Regions from separate parts of the Homo sapiens genome. Here region 1 is linked to region 2. The links are chromatin loops, found by intact Hi-C in ENCODE. Cell type or tissue: CD4-positive, alpha-beta T cell. All regions are shown on one strand. Links, peaks and the distances in the headings refer to the core of each region. The heading gives the core; the rest is flanking DNA.

Region 1 (5,376 bases), core at 260-5,259, 1.9 Mb before region 2:
ACCGTACAGGTCTAAATATTAGAATACAGTGAGTAGCTAATGGCATTTCCATAATTATAATCAAGGTATTGTCATCTCTAATGAGTTAATACATAAAATATGGTACTGAAAATGAGTATACTTTGAATAATACTAACTGTACCACAAAGACACCATAAGAGAATTTTCTTAGTGTCAAGTAACTTTAACATTGTGTGCCAAAAAGAAAAACAAAAAAGGATATTCCAATCTTTTTATTTTCAGCCTACTTTCCCAATAGAAAAGATCAAGCTTCTGTCAACTTTCTGATTTTTCCATCTTCTCAAGTAGTGAAAATATTTTGTCATAAGGAGTCACACTTTTTTTTAATTAAAAAGAAATTACTAGAACATAGGCATTGTTTCTGTAATAAAAGGACTTTTTTGTGAGACATTAGTTGAAAATCGGGATTCATATAACGAATTAAATATGCTTATAACTCCAACCTGTCCTTAGGATTTGCTTGTCAATTTCCCCAAATTTGTCCTAGTTATCTGCATTTTAAAATAAACCCATTGCTGAAAGTCGTGGTGATTCAATCCATTAAGCCACTGGAAGTATAATCTAAACTAGCTTTTACCTGAGTTGAATAATTTCTGGTGCAGTAATCAGAATAGCTGTCTATGACTGGGATAGCAAAATATACTTTCATTACTCTGTATCCAGGGTCCTTGATGTTTAATTTATGTGATCATACAAACTTAACCAGAGACACAAAGTCCTACATTGGCCCAAGTATGATTACATACTTAGAGGATCTGATAACTTAAAACCAGTGAGGTGAGCAACTAAATGTCAGAGATAGCATTTTTTATGCACAGGAACTTGTTCAACTCGTTAACCATCCCTGTTAAGACGGCTGCCTTGTAAAATAACCACACACAACTTCCGGCCCTTCCTTTTAGCTGGGTTCATTTGAAGCCATTTTAAAAAACATTACCAGGTTTTCTGTCTTGAAGATGAGCATGGTTATACAACCAGGATTTTATTCTGGCTAAAAAATACCTAACAGTGAGAAAGGATGTCTCAATACATTTTTAAAAAAGCTTCAAGAGAACCACTTTAAAATGATCTTCCTACCACACAAAAACACCATCAGGTAAATCAGCCCTCTATACAAGAAGATTTGGCAAATCAAAAGCATAAGATCAAATCTGTAATAATTAACTTTCTGAGTAAAATTACTGTGCTACAGCTTACTGCAACAAAGCCAAAGTATTACAAGATGGTATTATAATGACATCATTAGCTTGGTTTCCTAATAAAGCATATATCTGGGATATCTGAATTTACAATGCTAAAAACAGAGACCCAACATTTGTAGGAGGGAGTGGTAGGCAGTTCTTATTTATAATTTTTTTTTTTTTTTGAGAATGATGCCCGCTGCAAAACGAAGTAACAGAAGGCTGGCTCTGAAACACCACACTTCTTGGTCTTAACGTTAAAATGCTTTTCTAGAGCAGAAGGGAAAAAGAGTTATCAGTGCTTTCGTCCCACAAAAATAGTTCCTGTTTCACTAAATTTTACCACTGCCTTTAGAATTAGTAAATGAAAACGCCAACTTGTAGAAGCATTAAGTTAATGCGATTTAGAAATTAAATAGTAACCGGCCTCATCACACAGATAAGGTTAGGCTTCTTCAGCCAGGGGCAATTTCTGTCCTAATTGTCACAGCTGCCTTAATGCTGTACTTTCTGCGCTGTAGCTGCCAGGAGGCAGATAAGATTTTTCTCTCTGAATTAATTCTGGGAAAGGTGGCACTTTTTATAGGCCTTAAATGACCCTTTTCTAAGATTTTTTGTTGGTGGTGTCCAGATGTTCCAATAATACTGGAGAGTTAACTATTCCTTCCAAACCTGTGTCGTTCAAACTGCCTTGAGGAGAACGGGAAAAAAGTAAGGTTCACACTCGAAAAGTTTCACTCGGGGTGGGGTGAGGACGAGGTAGGAAGGAAACGACAGTACGTATCGTTCGTAACTATCGTACAATACGTATCGTTTCCGAAGCTAGACCGGCAGCTGGCACAGTCTTTCCCCTTTCCAGGTCCTGGGGAGAAACGTCTCTCGCTGAGGGGGCTAGACACCTACGACAGCCTCCTCCTCGGGAATCAACACAGCTCTGGATCGTGACACGCTTCCAGAAGTCCGTGACGAGTGGGGGCAGAAGACAGGTTCTTCGCTTCCCCTTCACCCAAACACGTCCCAAATTGTTCGAGGCAGGAAGAGCACGCCTCTCTCATCTCCCCAAGACCTACTCTCGCTCAGCTCCCTCGCCCTGTTTCCTCTGGGGGCACCGCCACCCCGCTCGGGACTCCCGCCTCTGGCCACAGCAGCCCCGGAGCGGCAAGGGGGAAGAAGTAACGGAGAAGCGCCGGCTAGAAGCGGCCGCCTCCGGCCGCTCGGCGCCAGCCTCGGCGGCCCGGGCTTGGAGGCGAGACGAGCCCGGGAGCCGCACGGGGCTTCTCCGGCTCTGGGCCCCGCGCCCGTCTCCGCTGCGGCCTAGCCGGGCGCCCACGCCCTGGCCTCCCGGCTCCGCGCCGCCGGCCTTTCCCCGCCACCCCGGGCCGAGAGGCCCCGCGGGGGCGGACGAATGGAGGTGGAGGGGCGGGGGCACCTACCAGCTGCTGCCGGATCCAGCGCCACATTCCCCCGTCGTCGCCGTCCGGGTCCCGCGGGGCGCGGGGGCCGCGGGGCTGCAGGTGGAGGCCGACAAGACAGAGGCGGGAGCGGGCGAGCCCCTCGGGCCGAAGTTCCGCTTACCGCCGCCGCCGCCACTGCCTCACTCCCCGCGCCGCGTCCCCATCCCGCGGCGTCGGCCCCGAGTCCTACAGGCGCGGCCCCGGCGCCGCCCCCGCCCGGCGCAGCTGAGCCTGCCGCCGCGCCGCAGCCACCTTCATTATTGACCGTTGTCACCCAAAGCACCCCCGCAACCCCACCCCCGCCCCGCCCCGCCCGGCCCCCCGGCTCCACCCGGGACCGCCCCCGGCGCCCCGGCCCGCCCCCGGACGTGACGAAAGGGGGTGCGCGGACCGAGGGGGGCCTGGCGCGCCCCGCCGCCGTTCCGAGTTGGGGGGTTTCTGTGTTGTGGGTCCGGGAAGAAGCGAGCGTGGAAAGGTGCCGGGTTCTCGAACGCTGTTTCTGTCCACTGCCACCCTCCTCCCCGTTCTGGGAGTGGGATTAAGTCGTGTCTGTGGGTCTGGCCATCTCCGGAGTCTGCAGCTTGGGGCCGATTCCTCGGTCTCTACCTCCTGTTGCAGGTCTTTTTCGGGCTCTGTGGCTTCTTTGGTTCACGCGTCTCCCGACACGCATACGCACAGTCCTGAACGTATGTGACTGAAAGTTAATCCCCCCAGAAGTCCCAGTTTGGGTTCCATCAAGCTGTAAGAGCTTTCGTCTCAACACAAGTCAGGCCTCTTCTTTAGCAAATGGCTGAGACGGGGCTAGGGAAATCTTGATCACACCCATTAAGTGATTCGAAAGCGTTGCAAGTCCCCTGAGCCTGGTACAGCCTGGACCCGTGTTTCTAGGCGAATGGATGAGATATTCTGTCTTGCCGTGTGCTAAATTGGACAGGTTCAGGGGAAGATAATTTGTATAAAAAGGTAGTTCTTTACTGCTAACTGCCAAACTTCTGCAATCAAAAACACCCGTAGCAGTAACTTGACCTAGGTTAAAAAAGTGTGTGGATGACAAGCTCAGAAGGAATATACAAGCAACTGGAACAAGGCTTTGACTTAAAGGTTTGGCGTTGTTTAAAAGCAGCCCCGTATACATATTGTGTTATGTATATGTATTGAATGCTGTATTTTTGCTGAATTAAAGCACACTTCACCGACAGACGTTTGTGGTTAAAAAAAAAAAAATTAAGCGGCCGGGCGCGGTGGCTCACGCCTGTAATCCCATGTAATCCCAGCACTTTGGGAGGCCGAGGCGGGTGGATCACGAGGTCAGGAGATCGAGACCTTCCTGGCTAACATGGCGAAACCCCATCTCTACTAAAAAATACAAAACATTAGCCGAGCGTGGTGGCGGTCGCCTGTAGTCCCAGCTACTCGGGAGGCTGAGGCAGGAGAATGACGTGAACCCGGGAGGCAGAGCTTGCAGTGAGCCGAGATGGCGCCACTGCACTCCAGCCTGGGCGGCAGAAGGAGACTCCGTCTCAAAAAAAAAAAAAAAAAAAAAAAATTAAGCAAGAACAAATCTAAATGAGATTAGCATGACTAGGCAGGTCGTTGAATATGCATCCTCAATCTTCTAGTTTCAGTAGACATTTCTTACTATATAATGCTTATCCAGCACCACAAATAGAATCTTTCTTTGGGGATATTTATGATCTGTAAAACCAACATGGAATTTTATATTATAAATCATCCAACTTCAAAAAATAGCTAGATATTTGAAAAGTCATCTTACTTTTATTCTTGTGGCTAAACCTTACTTTATGACCCTAAAAGGAAGTTTTGAGATATATTTAGTGACAAAACCTTACTGCCATTCATGGAGCACTGTGTCCATTCATGGAGCACCCAGGTCCTGTATCAAGTTCTTTACTTGTATGCTGTAATTTAACTCCAATCAATCCCTTGAAGTAGGTATTATTCCCGTTTTGTATAGATGCAGAAATGGAGGCTCACACTAATTTGGCAAAGCTAGGATTCAGATTCTGGATTGTCAGGCAATAGTGCTCATGTTCTTAAGCTACGTCCAAAAATAAAAATATGGCCATGCCTACTTTTATTCATCTGCAAATGGTTTGATTACAAATTAGGCCTGGAAATTTTTATTTATATGCCGCTAAAATTTTTCAAGATAACATAAGAAATAGCGATCTGGAGAATACTTTGTGTATCATTATTTAATTGTGCCCCAAATTTCAAAAGGAAGAAGTTGGGAGAAGGAAGGGCTTGATTCCTAGTGCTCTGGTGGAATATGGTAAGAAGTAATCTCAGGGTAACTATGTAAAGATCAAATTGAAGCTCAAACTGTCAGGAACAGAATGAGCAGCCCAGGTAGTGTTTTAAGCCTTTTTTTTTTTTTTTTTTTTTTTTTTTTGGAGACGGAGTCTCACTCTGTCGGCAGGCTGGAGTGGAGTGGCCTGATCTCGGCTCACTGCACCCTTCGTCTCCTGGGTTCAAGCGATTCTTCTGCCTCAGCCTCCCGAGTAGCCGAGTAGCTGGGACTGCAGGTGCGCCACCATGCCCAGCTAATTTTTGTATTTTTAGTAGAGATGGGGTTTCAGCATGTTGTCCAGGATGGTCTTGATCTCTTGGCCTCGTGATCCACCTGCCACGGCCTCCCACAGTGCTGGGATTACAGGCGTTAGCCACCGTGCCCGGCCATTTTAAGCATTTTTTTAAGA
Region 2 (5,376 bases), core at 235-5,234:
TCCAGGACTCTTTTCCACTCCGCCATTCTCATTCTTCCAGAGTTCTGAAGACCACAGTTTCCACAAAGTGCATATGCAAGTGGATTATGGCTGGACATAAAATTCCAAATGTTCAAGCGTACATGATTTCAGTGCACACACAGGTGGCTAGTGTCCTTTCCAACCTTTGTCAAAGTACCAACTCACTTTGTGAGGCAAAATGAGTAATGGAGTCAAAGTCTAAGTAGAAACAAGCAGTAGATTGTAGATATGTATAGAGATCAATTATAAATACTTCAGAGTTCCAAAATGGGGACATTTGATTCATTGTGAATTGACTGGAAAAAAAAAATACCGTGAGAAACCAAAGTAAGACTGCAAACAATCTTTACTAAAATTACCTTCACCTTATTAAAAAAAGGAAAAAATATCTTGCATAGCAGGCTATTGACAAATATACTTTGCTAAAAATAGTTGTCTACCACATGCATGATGCAGAACCATGAAATAAAGCAAAATAATCACTTTATTTTTTCCAATATGCAAGAAAAAATGCATACCTCCCTTATACAAGAACTACAGGGCCAAATAGTGAGAATTTAAAACTTTTCGGGAAAGGGGTGGGGGGTGATGCAAAACGACTTATCTACAATTGATAGGAAAAACATAGATAAGTCTATTCTTTTCGCCGTCTTACCCAGCGAACTGTATCTGCAGTAGTCCAGGGAAAGCAACCACCAGGTTTCAATAACAACAAAAGTCAATTAACTATGTACTCAAATTTCACCTAGGTCATTGGTCTGACATCAAGTCTTAAACCGAGAACGTCAATGTTAACTACTCACGCATTAACATAAAGTCTCATTTCCAACAGGCACTGTTCCTACTTTAAGTTTACCACCTAAGGAGATTTAAACTTGCAAAAAGCTTAGGGGGATCCTTTATACGCTGTGATTCCCCATTATGCTGGTACCACGTGACAGTTAAACCAAATCCACAGAGCTAATCAGTAAACTAAGAAAAGAAAATCAAAATGCTGAAAATAGAAAATCGTGGCCAAATAAAATAAAAACCCATAGGATAAAAGGTACGCTGAAATGAAAACCTGTGAGAATTCACTTTGCATACGCACAATACTCATGTATTAGAAGAAGGCCCTTCATAAAAATAGCCAAGACTCTCAAACATTTGAGATGCTGGCTTAGTGAGATTGACTGACAGACAACAGCTGGGGAGATTCTGTATTGATCTTCTAACAACCTGGCGTATTTCGGGAAAATAAGGAGAAAAGAACGCTATAGTGGCAAAAAATAAACTATTAGGATTTCATTTTCAGATATGTGAACGCTGAATGCCCCACCAAATTCCTCTACTCTATTCCTCTTACGTTTTTCAGCCCCGATTCCATAGTAATGGATGTCCTTCCTCCCAAGCAAACAAACAAAAAACCTCGTGGGAGAAAAAACAAAACAAAACAAAACCTCCCTCCAAAAACAGGGGCAGTGATATAAAGAAATTAGTCACCTCTCCACCTATCTCCCTGATCCATTTCGCATTTTAAATCTTACTTTAAAGCTCACAACTCTCCTTTTCTTCCGTAATAGAGGGGCTAAGGCGCCGCCCAATTTCCCAGGCCGCAAAAATATTCCAACCCGCCACAATTCAAGGTTTTCTGCTTTTCTGTATTTGATCCTAACCCTCAATCCGGTACCCCCATTCTCCTCAGACACTAAAGATTTGTTGGCCCAAAACTCAAATACAAGGGTGAATTCCAAAGATTCCGCGATACACCCGCCCCAAGGGGTGGGGAGGGGTCGGAGGAGCGGGCTGAGGAGCTCCCGCCCGGCCCAGTTCGAGGGGCGGGGGAGCGGGTGAGACCACACAATCCCACCGCCTCCTTTCACGACTCCCCCACCTCCCAGAGCTCGGGCCTGCTCCGAAGGAGCTCCCGCCGCCCAGCAGCCACTCAGTTGCTTCCCACCGGCCCGCCAAGAACCGCACTAGCAACCAAGAGGGTTCATAACTAGGAAAATGCAAGAGGTGTCCGACGTGTTGTTTCAAAACATAACGGAGCCCCGGCCCCCGAGACCGTTAAACCGCGGGTGGAGGGGGGAGAAGCAAGGAATCCAGCGGCCTCGAGCTTTGGCCTGGCTGCCTTTCCGACCCCAAACCTCACTCTCTGGGACCACCAACCCTCCCTCAAACGCGCTCCAGCACCCAGAACACTCGACAAAGTGGCAAAACGGTCAGTACCTTGTAGAAAGCCCCGTTAGAGCCGCGAACCTCCACCGTCAGCTCCGCCATGTTGGAACCGCAAAGGCCGCTGGGAAGAGATTCTAGAAACTTTCCAACCAGAGGGGAGGAGGGGGGAGGGGCGAGAAGGAGGCGGGGAAAGGGGAGGGGAAAACAGGGCTGGGATTGGGATCCCCCGCCCTTCACCCCTGGGGTCTCAACGTGCCGCCCCGACTCTCCAGGTGGGATCCCTGCGCACCCTGCATCACCGGCTTTGGGCTCCGCCTGCCGCCGTCTACGTCGGATTTGCCTCCAGACACAATCGCCCGACCTTTGTTGACCCGCCCCTAGGTCTCCGCCCCACAGTGCCCGCAGTTCGCACCGCGGCGGCCGAGTAGTGCCTCCAGCTGCCACAGAATGAACTGCCCAGGCACAGCCTGCCCGGCGCATCGGCATTCCCCTGAGCTCCGGCATCCTGACCTTAAACTTCTGGAAGTGCTGGCTGCCCTGGAATGGCTTTCTCACCCACTTTTTGGGCTCCAGTTGCCCTGGGGAAGAGGGATGCCTACAAAATAGACATACTGTTGTGCCCCAAGTTATTTCGCCCCGCTCTTTTTTTAAAAAAAGTTGGGCCTTCTCTTCACTCAAATTCCACAGTTCCACACCCCCTCAAACAATTTGGCCTAGCCCTCTCCCCACCTGTTACCACTTTAGCTCTTTAAAAGTCAAACTGAGTATTTTCAGGGCAAGTAATTGTGTTCACACCCTAGAACAGAGTTTAGGTGAATTCGCCTTATTAAAAGTAGTCAGACAAACTTAATAGAGCAGGAGACCACGTTTTCCTCTGTTAAATGCATGCAAATTTCCGCAAATAGGATCAAAGCAGAACCATCTCCAGTTTTGTAAGCATAACAAATACTTTGGGTATGGATTTTAACAACTTAATACTGAAGCTCCTTCCCTAAGCAAGGGCTTTGGAAAATAATACTATAAGTGCTCCTTGTTATACTTACATTATTACCGTTTTCGCAGAAAAACTTAAGAAAGGATACTTTGCTAACATTCTATACTTCCCATGAAACGCCCACTGACCCAGTTTTTCAGATTCTAAAAAAATAAAATGTACACAACATTTTATGAGCACGTCTGCATCTCTGAAGATTCTGGGAAAAAATGAGGGCTGTGAAAGTGCTCACTGTTGTTATGTACAGGATATTCTATTTATTTATTTATTTAGAGACAGGGTCTCACTCTGTTACCCAAGATGGAGTGCAGTGGCGTGATTACGTGGCAGCCTGGACTTCCCAGGCTCAGGTGATGCTGCCACCTCAGCCTCCCGAGTAGCTAGGACTACAATATTTATTTTATTTTATTTTATTTTATTTATTATTATTTTTTTAGACAATCTCGCTCTATCGCCCAGGCTGGAGTGCAGTGATGAGATCTCAGCTCACTGCAACCTCCGCCTGCTGGTTCAAGTGATTCTCCTGCCTCAGCCTCCGGAGTAGTTGGGATTACAGGCGCGCACCACCACACCCAGATAATCTTTTTGTGTTTTTAGTAGAGATGGGGTTTCACCATGTTGGCCAGGCTGGTCTGGAACTCCTGACCTCATGATCTGCCTGCCTCGGGATTGCAGGCATGAGCCACCGTGCCCAGCCTATGTATTCACTCCCGGCCTATTTTTTTTTTTTTTTTTAAGACAGGATCTCTATCGCCAAGGCTGAAGTGCAGTGGCACAATCATAGCTCACTGTAACCTTGAACTCTTGGCCATCCCACACTGGGCTGGGATGTTCTTTTTAAAGTGTTGATCATCATGAGAAAAATGTAAACAACTAAATGCCCATCAATGAGTAATAGCCACCATTTATTAAGGGCACCTTATGCTAACACTCTATATTGTATCTCATTGTGATCCTTCAGAATTATAATGTCCCATTTGCTTTCTTAAAAAGTTTTCTTTAGATATAATTCTCCCATTTATAATGTACAATTCAGTAGTTTTTAGTATATTCACAGATTTGTGCAACCATCACCACAGTCAATTTTAGAACATTTTCATCACTGCAAAAATAACCCCATACCTGTTAGCGTTCACTCTAGATTTAACCCCAGCTCCCCAGGCCCTAGGAAATCACTATCCTGTTTTCTACCTATATAGATTGGCCTAGTCTAGATATTTAATATAAATGAAATCGCGGAATATGTGTTGTTTTATGACTGGCTTTCTTTTTTCTTTTTCCTTTTTTTTTTTTTTTGAGACAGAGTCTCACTCTGTTGCCCAGGCTGGAGTGCAGTGGCTTGATCTCCACTCACCACAACCTCCACCTCCTGGACTAAAGTGATTCTCCCGCCTCAACCCCCTGCCCCACAAGTAGCTGGGAGTACAGACACCACCCACCACGCCCGCCTAGCCTAATCTTTGTATTTTTTGTAGAGATGGGGTTTCACCATGTTGCCCAGGCTGGTCTCGAACTCCTAAGCTCAAGTTATCCACTGCCTCCGCCTCAGCCTCCCAGAGTGCTAGGATTACAAATGTAAGCCACTGCACCTGGCCTATGATTGGCTTCTTTCATTTAGTATAATGTATTATAGTTTCATCCATGTTGTAGAATGTATTACTACTCATTCCTTTTTGTCAAATATACTGTTGTATGGATATACCACATCATTTTATTTATTAATTCATCAATTGATAGAAGTTTGCTTTGTTTCTACTTTTTGGCTGTTAGGAATAATGCTGCTATGAAAATTGCTGTATATGTTTTGGTATAGACAGATGTATGTTTTTGTTTCTCTTGGGTATATAGCTAGAAATGGAATTGCTGACTCGTGATAACTCCATGTTTAAACCTTTTGAGGAATTGCCAGACTTTTCCAAAGTGGCTGCATTATTTGCATTCCCACCAACAGTGTATGAGGGTCCCAGTGTGCTTTTCTTTATGGGTTCCCCTCTCCTTTCCTGTCCTCCCCTCCCCTCCCTTCTCTTCCTTTTCTCTTCTCTCTTCTCTCCTCTCTCTCTCTCTGTTTTGGCTTTCAGTGTATTTTTTGTTTGTTCTCAATGTGAGTGATTTTGAGTATGGATGCGAAAGTTCCACTTGGGCACAGGCCAAAGCATCTCATACTGCCTGAACTCTAAAGAATAAGTATTGTCCCTCTTCAG

Evidence for each region. A loop is a pair of places that touch in the nucleus more often than their neighbours do. Peaks named below come from ENCODE experiments on the same cell type or tissue, not always from the same donor. Only the 100,000 strongest peaks of a DNase experiment are listed, where the experiment ranks them.
Region 1: a loop joins it to region 2, with 4 times the contacts of the local background. A loop is called at or near these places in 6 of 110 quality-filtered maps.

Annotation. Positions count from the first base shown.
Region 1 is chr3:182,791,046-182,796,421 of GRCh38, reverse strand. ATP11B (ATPase phospholipid transporting 11B (putative)) reads right to left here and starts at 2,918. Exons shown (of 30, transcript NM_014616.3): 1 at 2,636-2,918. The coding sequence starts at 2,662. It overlaps ATP11B-DT (ATP11B divergent transcript), which reads left to right and starts at 3,058. Exons shown (of 3, transcript NR_187316.1): 1 at 3,058-3,342. RefSeq lists a silencer at 2,334-3,083. In CD4-positive, alpha-beta T cell, for the core only: no CTCF peak of the experiment used is centred there; DNase peaks (open chromatin) are centred at 881, 2,141 and 2,971; H3K4me3 peaks cover 3,317 bases; H3K27ac peaks cover 2,890 bases.
Region 2 is chr3:180,909,593-180,914,968 of GRCh38, reverse strand. FXR1 (FMR1 autosomal homolog 1) reads right to left here and starts at 2,299. Exons shown (of 17, transcript NM_005087.4): 1 at 2,233-2,299. The coding sequence starts at 2,283. RefSeq lists enhancers at 2,028-2,117, 2,688-2,837, 2,653-3,308 and silencers at 2,268-2,367, 2,374-2,668. In CD4-positive, alpha-beta T cell, for the core only: CTCF peaks have their summits at 2,457 and 2,662; DNase peaks (open chromatin) are centred at 1,838 and 2,408; H3K4me3 peaks cover 2,379 bases; H3K27ac peaks cover 1,980 bases.